Linked DNA regions of Homo sapiens: region 1 is linked to region 2. A link is a contact called in ENCODE Hi-C or POLR2A ChIA-PET data. All regions are on one chromosome and are shown on one strand. The core of a region is the stretch at or near the end of the contact, and the rest is flanking DNA. Distances in the headings are between cores, read along the strand shown.

What was found. Hi-C counts contacts between places; a loop is a spot of excess contacts on that map. ChIA-PET counts read pairs that join two places held with the same protein, here RNA polymerase II (POLR2A). Pooled maps may share reads with other maps.
Region 1: a pooled map shows a loop between it and region 2 (4-fold over the local background). The contact joins two enhancer-like sites. A Hi-C loop is called at or near these places in 7 of 50 pooled maps. POLR2A ChIA-PET finds 5 or more read pairs at or near these places in 5 of 52 experiments (OCI-LY7, RWPE1, WTC11 and 2 more).

Annotation. Positions count from the first base shown.
Region 1 is chr5:172,064,287-172,068,438 of GRCh38, reverse strand. STK10 (serine/threonine kinase 10) reads left to right here. Exons shown (of 19, transcript NM_005990.4): 13 at 3,627-3,719. Among named protein-coding and RNA genes, the nearest start is that of FBXW11, 60 kb to the right of the region's middle. RefSeq lists an enhancer at 1,621-1,670. Within about 2 kb of position 1,603, at least 3 of the 41 ENCODE cell types and tissues checked have a DNase peak (open chromatin) inside an H3K27ac peak, as active enhancers do.
Region 2 is chr5:171,956,014-171,960,610 of GRCh38, reverse strand. It overlaps FBXW11 (F-box and WD repeat domain containing 11), which reads left to right. Exons shown (of 14, transcript NM_001378974.1): 2 at 2,913-3,014. Among named protein-coding and RNA genes, the nearest start is that of FBXW11, 48 kb to the left of the region's middle. Within about 2 kb of position 2,675, at least 6 of the 41 ENCODE cell types and tissues checked have a DNase peak (open chromatin) inside an H3K27ac peak, as active enhancers do.

The sequences.
Region 1 (4,152 bases), core at 354-2,853, 110 kb before region 2:
AAGTTTCCTACTTTCCTTCATCTGAAAATGTCTTTATTTTACTTTCATTTCTGAAGGATAGTTTCACTAGACATACCTATCTCAGCACTTTTTTTTTTTGAGACAGAGTCTCGCTCTGTCGCCCAGACTGGAGTGCAGTGGTGTGATCTCGGCTCACTGCAACCTGTGCCTCCCGGGTTCAAGCAGTTCTCTGCTTCAGCCTCCTGAGTAGCTGGGATTACAGGCGCCTGTCACCATACCCAGCTAATTTTTTTGTATTTTTAGTAGAGACAGGGTTTCACCATCTTGGCCAGGCTTGTCTTGAATTCCTGACCTCGTGATCCACCCGCCTTAGCCTCCCCAAGTGCTGGGATTACAGGCGTGAGCCACCGCGCCCGGCCCTTCTTTCAGCACTTTAAGGATGATACTCCGGTGGCTTTTGGCCTCCCTAGTGTCTGTTGGGGAATCCATGGTCACTGGAGTCATTATTTTCCTGTGTTAATATGTCACATTTCTCTTAACTACTCTCCTGAATTTTTTTAGTGTTTGGTTTTCAAGTTTTATTATGATATGTATGAGGGTGGTTTTCTTTTAATTTAACCTGTTTGGGTTTCATTGAGCTTTTGATAATTTTCCCATAAGTTCCTGAAACCTTCCTCTTTTTCATCTTTTTTTCTCTCTATCATTCATATTATATAATCTTTATTAATCAGTCTTCAAATGAATGACCCTCCTCTGTGATCACCATTCCACTATTGTTTTATTTTAATTTCAGACATTGTATTGTTTAGTTTTAAATTTTCTAATTTTTTAAAAAATAGTTTTTCTGGGCTGTGAACTTTCATCTTTCCATACTTGAAATATTAAAGGGCTTTACCTCATGGAGTACAGTTATAATAGCTGCTTTAAAGTTTCTTTCTGCCAGTCCCAACATCTGTGTCATCCCGGAGCTGACATCTATTGATTGCCTTTTTCTTTGAAAATTGGTTCTATTTCCTGATTCTTTGTATGTAGAGTAATTTTTTATTGTTTCCTTGGCATTTTATTCTATTTATTTATTTATTTATTTATTTATTTATTTATTTATTCTATTTATTTATTTAGAGACAGGGTCTTGCTCTGTTGCCCAGGATGGAGTGCAGTGGTGCAGTCACAGCTCACTGCAGCCTCAACCTCCTGGGCTAAAGTGATCCTCCCACTTCAGCCTCCTGAGTAGCTGAGACTACAGGTGCACTGGCACCACACCCAGCTAGTTTTTTGTATTAATATTTTCTGTAGAGACGGGTTTTTGCCATGTTGCCCAGGTTGGTCTCGAACTCCTGAGCTCAGGTGATCCACCCAGCCTCCCAAAGTGCTGGGATTACAGGTGTGAGCCACCGTGCCTGGCTATCCCTGACATTTCAGTGTTATGTTCTGTAGACTGTGGGTCCGTATTATAATCTTTTGAAGAATGTAGATGTTTTTTGTTTAACAGGAAACCCTGCAGACCACAGGTTCTGTCTGATCTTCTGTGGGTAGTGGTTTCAGTGTTAGTTTAGTTGGGTCTTTGCTTTTTTTGTTTTTTGCTATACTGCTTGGCACCTGTCTCACTCATACTCAGCTCAGGGGTGAATCTCTGTGTTCACACACACAGTTAGGAATTTCCCTTTTCCTGCGCTCTTCTCTTTGTTTTTGAGACGGAGTCTCGCTCTGTCCCTCAGGCTGGAAGTTCAATGGTATGATCTCGGCTCACTGCAACCTACGCCGCCTGAGTTCAAGTGATTCTCATGCCTCCTTCCCAAGGAGCTGGGATAACTGGCATGTGCCACCACACCCGGCTGATTTTTGTATTTTTAGTAGAGACAGGGTTTCACCATGTTGCCCAAGGCTGGTCTTGAACTCCTGACCTCAAGTGATCCACCTTTCTCGGCCTCCCAAAGTGCTGGGATTACAGGCGTGAGCCACTCCGCCTGGCCTTCTGTGCCCTTCTCTTTGGGATTCATCCCATACTCACTGGACTGCACAGGCCTCTTTTCCTGGTTCTCTGGCCAGAAACACAAGGTTTCTTACAGAGTTTTAGCCAGCTTTTCTACTGCACTACTGGGCAGGTCTGGAATTGGTGCAAAGCCAGGAGAGCAAAAGGGTGAAAAAAAAAATAGGAAACTTATCCCCTGTACCAGTCTTGTCTGCAAGTTTTGACTCCCCTTCGTGCCACCTGCTTTTGTTTGGTTTTCAGAGTCCTCAAGTAGCTGCTTTCATATTTGATGCAGAGTTTTCACTGTAATTATCAGGAGACACAGCCTGTCTTGGCTTACCTCACCATGCCAGAACTCCCTGGAATGCTCTCTTTTTGATCACAGGCGGGCCTTTCCCCCCATCAGATGCTCTTAAGAGCCCTCTGTCAATGCAGGTTTTGGGTTATTAGGCACCTGTGAAGGTGTGGGTTTCTTGGGAAGGAACTGTCTGAGGAACTCTAAGGTCCTTAGAGAGAAGTGTCATGGATCTCTTCTCCCTCCTGTTATAAAAGACAGAAACCCAATCCCAGCTGGCTTAAGAAGGAAAGAACACTTGCTGGCGTCTGACCAGGAGGGCAGGAGTGTTGCCAGGGATTCTTCTTCTCATCTCTGGACATTGCTTCCCTGTGCTGAGTTCATCTCAGGCAGTCCCCTCCAGGGGCTGACAAGGTGACTCACCTTGGCCTTCATCCCTCCAGTTTAACAACCCCAGAGGACAGCAGGTAGCTTTTCTTCAGTAGTTCCAGCAAACGTCCCAAAGCTCACACTGGACCAGTGAGGGTCACGTGCTTATCTCTGAATCAGTTCCTGAGGCTAAGGGCATGGAATATGCTGCTTGGCCAGCCTGGATCAGATGCTCAGCCCAGGGCCAGCGGGGGTAGGGATGTCAGTTCACCTGGACCTCAGGGGCTGACAAGGGGGATACTAAAGTATGCATTCTCGGCCAGGCGCGGTGGCACATGCCTGTAATCCCTGCACTTTGGGAGGCCCAGGCAGGCAGATCACTTGAGGTCAGGAGTTTGAGACCAGCCTGGCCAACATGGTGAAACCCCATCTCTACTAAAAATACAAAAATTAGCCAGGTGTGGTGGTGCACACTTGTAATGCCAGCTACTTGGAAGGCTTAGGCAGGAGAATTGCTTGATTCCATCTCAAAAAAAAAAAAAAAAAAAAGTGCATTTTCAGCCCGGCTAGTGTTACCCTAAAGGAAGCAAAATAACTGAAATATGACAATGGTTTGTCAGATTGACGATATTGTCTGTTGGACTAGTATTTCATGGGGGGAGAGGGATTAGGGAAAAATGTCTAAAAGAACTTCTGTAGGGACTGTAATTTTTTAAAAAGGTTGAGAAACACTTCCCTGCAGGAAACTGAGGTGCTGTTACCAGAAGAGGGGGGTGGATACCAAGCTGCTGAAAACAGCACCTGCCCACTCTGGGGGAGTTGGAAGCTGAAACCAGCGGCAGGCAGGAGTAGGCCAGTGTGGAGCACCTGCTCAGAGGGGCTTGGTGGGGAGCCGCGTAGGGTGCTGGCCGCTGCAAAGCTGAGCCTCTTCTTTGGTTTCTCTGGCCCGGGGGTTCTGCGTTGAAGATTATACTGTAGGAAGCATGGAGAGGACCCTGACCCAGCTACTCTCTGCTGTCTCTGCTGCAGGTGAAGAACGAGGTGGAGAAGCTCCCCCGACAGCAGCGGAAGGAAAGCATGAAGCAGAAGATGGAGGAGCACACGCAGAAAAAGCAGCTTCTTGTGAGTCCCTGGCCTCAGCTGGGGAGCGCAGGGGCTGGTGCGAGACCTGGAATGGTGACCAGGCCCCCTCTCTGCCTTTGCCCAATCCCTGCCCCTCAAATACCCCGTTCTGAATACCTAAATCTGGCCTCATCCTTCATGGCCCCATTATCCCCTCCTCCATGCAGCCTTCCTCGATTGCCCTGCCTCCATCTGGAAGTAAGCTCTTCCATCTCTGGATACCCCAACACTTTACATTGACCACCTCCCAAACCCTTAGCACCTCCTACCTTGTTTTAGGGTTATTTATTTGTAAGTCACATCTCCTTGACCAACCCAGTATATTCCCCTGCCCACTTGGCATCTTTTAAGTCTGAAGGACATCAAACTTGTGATGTCCCAGACCTGGTCCTGTTATGCTCTGAGGGGGTGCCATTTTCCTTCCTTTCTGGCC
Region 2 (4,597 bases), core at 1,426-3,925:
TTTACTGAATGTGAAAAATTGCCTTTTAAAAAGTTTTAGATTCCAACTTATTAGCAGAATCTAATCAATACCTTATGCTTTCATGGTTTTTACCCTTTGAGGCAAATACTATTAACCCTTGCAGAGGGAACCTGACTTTTTACTGAATAAGTAAAAATTGATTTACGTATGAGCTTTGGTGTTAATTTGATATTAGTTGCTGAATCCAGATGTAATCCTTTTTTGTTGTTGTTGTTGAGACAGGATCTCACTCTGTTGCCCAGGCTGGAGTATAGTGCTGCGATCTTGGCTCACTGCAACCTCCACCTTCCAAGCTCAAGCAATCCTCCCACCCCAGCCTTCCGAGCAGCTGGTACTATGGGTGCATACCACCATGCTTGGCTACTTTTGTATTATTTGTAAAGGTGGGGTTTCACCATGTTGCTCAGGCTGGTCTCGAACTCCTGGGCTTAAGTAATCCCACCACCTCGGCCTCCCAAAGTGCTGGGGCTATAGGCGTGAGCCACCTCACCTGGCTAGGTGTAGTCCTTAAACTCTCTTCTTTGCCCATCCACTTGTGATGTATGCTGATGTAAGTATTCTTTTATTAAACATGTGTAAGAATATCTCTGGATAGAGAGTGTTTGTTGTAGTGGAAAGAAAATCAGCTTGTCAGGTTTAATTTACTAGTCCTAATTCTGCCATCAGTTAGCCCTTATTCCCCTGCACCTTGGACAAGTTGCTGGTTTTTTTTCTTTTCTTTTCTTTTCTTTTTTTTTTTTTTGAGGCAGTCTCGCTCAGTCGCTTGGGCTGGAGTGCAGTGGCGTGGTCTTGGCTTACTGCAACCTCTGACTCCCAGGTTCAAGCAATTTTCCTGTCTCAGCCTCCCAAGTAGCTGGGATTACAGGTGTGTGCCACCACACGCCTGGCTAATTTTTGTGTTTTTAGTAGAGACGGGGTTTCACCATGTTGGCCAGGCTTGTCTTCAACTCTTGACCTCAAGTGATCTGACCACCTTGGCTTCCCAAAGTGCTAGGATTATAGGTGTGAGCCACCATTCCTGGTCTGTGTTGCTGTTTTAACAAATCAGGCTCTCCTTTCTGTTTTAATTAAAAAAATTTTTTTCTTAATGGAAAAAAAATTCCATGGGACTCTGCTTGATATCTCTTTCCTGATCATCAGTTTCCTCATCATAAAATGGAATAATACCTATTTTACAGGGTTATTGTGAGAGTTTACTATTTCAGCTGTCTAGCACATAACAGAAGCTTGATAAATGGCAACTACTTTCATTATTTTATTTCATTATTTTATTCAGCACCTTCTGTGGTTGGTACTCTGCAAAGTGTTGAGGCAACAAAATTTGTGTACCTGGAGTTTCAATGATATATTGCCACTGTATTGGCTTTGGAATAAAGGCACACCTTGGAAGTGTGTCATTTTCATTGCTACCAGAAAGCTGCTCAATTTTTTTATTCCATTTGGTTCCTCTGATTTTGTATTCTTTAAATGCCTTTTCTAAGTAATCTCAATATTCCGTGTATCATAGGTGAACTGTAACTAGTAAGTGACAGATACTAGATAGGAACCCAGGTCTCTCTGATTTCAAGCAAAGCTATCTTTGTTTGTATTGCAGTTGGGTGATAATAGAATTTATCCACTAAACCAGAACACTTTTGAGAGTGAAAGTTATGAGGGGACAATAAGTGTCATCCAGGACTATCTCAGGCAAATGAGGGTGTTTGGCTATTCTAATTATAGCTAGAACAAACAAGTTTATGAGCTTGGGTCCAAGACTTCTGGGATGTTTTGGTTGAACCCAAACACTCACCTTTAATTTTTGTTACATGAGTATTGATTTTGCCATAGTAAATTAATTGACTTTATATCTGAATGATTGAACAGTATGGTCTAATGGTTATTAACTTTACAGTATGGTCTAATGGTTATTAAGTAGTAGCCGTAGTACATATGTTCATTTTATATTTTACTTTTTTTCTTAATTCCTTTAAAATCAGCAAGCTTTTAAAAGAGGATCGAAGAGGTAAATTAAATAAGCTTTTTAATTCTTAGTCATGTCAGACGGACTTTGTAAACAAAGTCTAAAATGAAAATCATGACGTTCCAATGTTTTTCCTTTGGGAAGGTGGAGATGTGATGACACTGAAAATCATGCATTTTAAATCACCTCTTTTATTGCCTTTATCTATCAGTCTGTCACCCATCTTTCTTGTTCTTTTTGCCTTATTCTTTAGGTCTCCTGTGATTTTACCTTAGGGAGGTGCAAAACTTTACTCACATGATAAAAGTTGGGGTGATATAAGTTTTCACAATAGCAGCATCATAGTCTTGTGGAAAGAATGTGGGTTTTGGTAGCAGACAAACCAAAGTTTGAAATTCTGGCTCTCCCCTCCTTTGTTGTGTGTCCTTGCGCGAATCACTTAACCTTTGAGCCTCGGTTTCCTTACAATGATATGAGGATTAGAGAACAAATGTAAAGTGCTGGGCAAATAGCACTTTTTGTGGTTTTGTAGGTTCTTAAACAACGATGACAATTATGGTTATGTGACATAGACGAGAAACTGTGGCACTGATGAAATTGTAGTCGACAATCTCACCACTAATCTTGTTTTGCACTCAAACTTTCACAGTTCCCTTTGGTGGGTTTTTGTTTAAACATTCTCTCTGTCCCTCTTGATTCTATTCACTGTACCCTGAGAAATTAGTGGTTGGCAGCAGAAACCTCCTTTCCATAGAACATCAAGTGGGCCCTCCCCCAAGGTTTCAGTGAGCTGTCTGGGACCATCCCTAACCTCCAAACTGCCAAGGGTGCACCCCCTGCCCCAACTAACATTCAAGTTGCCTGTGTGAAGGAGTGATTTGTTGCGGCCTCTAACTGCTTCTTCTCTTCCTTCCTTTTTGTCATCCTGCAGTGTTCTGTGCCAAGGTCTTTGTGGCTAGGCTGCGCCAACCTGGTAGAGAGCATGTGCGCACTGAGTTGCCTGCAGAGCATGCCCAGTGTCAGATGTCTCCAGGTGCCTCTCTTCTTTCTTGTTGTAAATGTGTTTTTACGTATGCCATGAACATTTGTTGAAACTTGCAGTAGTGTGTTTAATCCAATGTTAAGTCTGCTAAATGTTCTGTGTAACCCTCTGCTTTCCTCCAGCCTGGGTGCCCCACATGGAGGAGTTAGTACCAAGAGGGGCCCTTTTGAGCAAACGGGTCTTTGGCTGGGCCCTGTCCTCCCCTTTTCTGCTCCTGCTTTTTACTCTTTTCCCCTCACCTTGAGGTTGTAATTCTCATGTTTAATAGTTGCGCATGTGCCAAAAAAAACTCCTGACATTTTCCATTTGGCTACCTTTAACAGTTCTTTGTTGAGTTGGGAGGGTTTCATAATTAAAGTGGTGATTTTTTTCTATTTTGAAACTCATCCTTTTGGCTTGCTTTCTCTCCCCTCTTCAAAAAAGGAGCGGGGAGGGAATCACTACTGGCATAAAGCCTCAAACTGAAGTTTATAAAGATCATAGCTTTATGCTGCCAATAATTTGTCAGTTTGGGCCACCTCCCAAAGGCCAGATCTGACACCTGTCCTCAGGGTCCACCCAGTTTTCCAGGCCGAGGCCGGCAGAGAATTCCACAGATAAAAGTAAAACTTTTTGGGGGTGGATGGGAAAGGGTTGCTCAGGATAGAACTGTTAGCAGGAGTGCAGCTGGTGACCCTCTCTTGTTGGGGTGGCTTCTAAGAGAGCCAAGGAAGAAAACATTGTAGCTTTATTTCTGAAGCTCTGAGCAAGCATGTGTTTAATTAAATATGGTTTCAGTAGCAATATTCAGTTTTCATCACTGCATATTCCAGACAGTTTGATATATCTTTGAAAAGCCATATTAAATTCCTGGCATCTGGTTGAGACTGTCCTGTTTGAGGAAAACTGCAAAATTAGGCACTGAGTTAGAGGGATATTATTGATGGCATGGGTGACTTTGCTGTTCTCAAGTTTATCTTTCTATTCATGTTTACAATTTTTAAATGGAGCTGGGGAGCCAGGAAGGAGGAAAATGTTCTTCATATTGGAGTCAGGCATTTTATTTACTTATTGGCAAACATTCAGAGTAGCACTGGTGTGGTTATTGATTCAAATTGCTTTCTTTGGGGAACTGTACTGGAACCTCACTAACACAGTTAACTGGAGAGCGAGTTCAATATAAGGCCCAGTTGTCTTTAGATTCTGTATATAAAGGTGGGTTACAAGTCTCACCTTACAAGAACAGGATGCTTCAGTGAGGCTCAGTGTAATGAATATATGTTTACTTTTGGAAAAGCAGCTTCTGTGCATGCGATGTAACTTTTAACAAAAATGTTCTTGGAATGGCAGCCATTATTGCATGTGCTCTCCTTGATGCTGTATAATGGATATTTGCGTTATTATAATAGGTGTATAATAGGTGTATTATAATAGGTGTATTTTTGTCTCTATTTTTCTGGATTAAAAGGAATGTTACAGTTGCTTTTTAGTGGGCTGACCGAGTTTTTTCCAGAACTGGAAATTTAAGAGGGGGAAAAATTGTAGTTGTTAGTGAGGTCTTGAAGTGCGGATTCTTTTTATTGCATTCAGTTAAA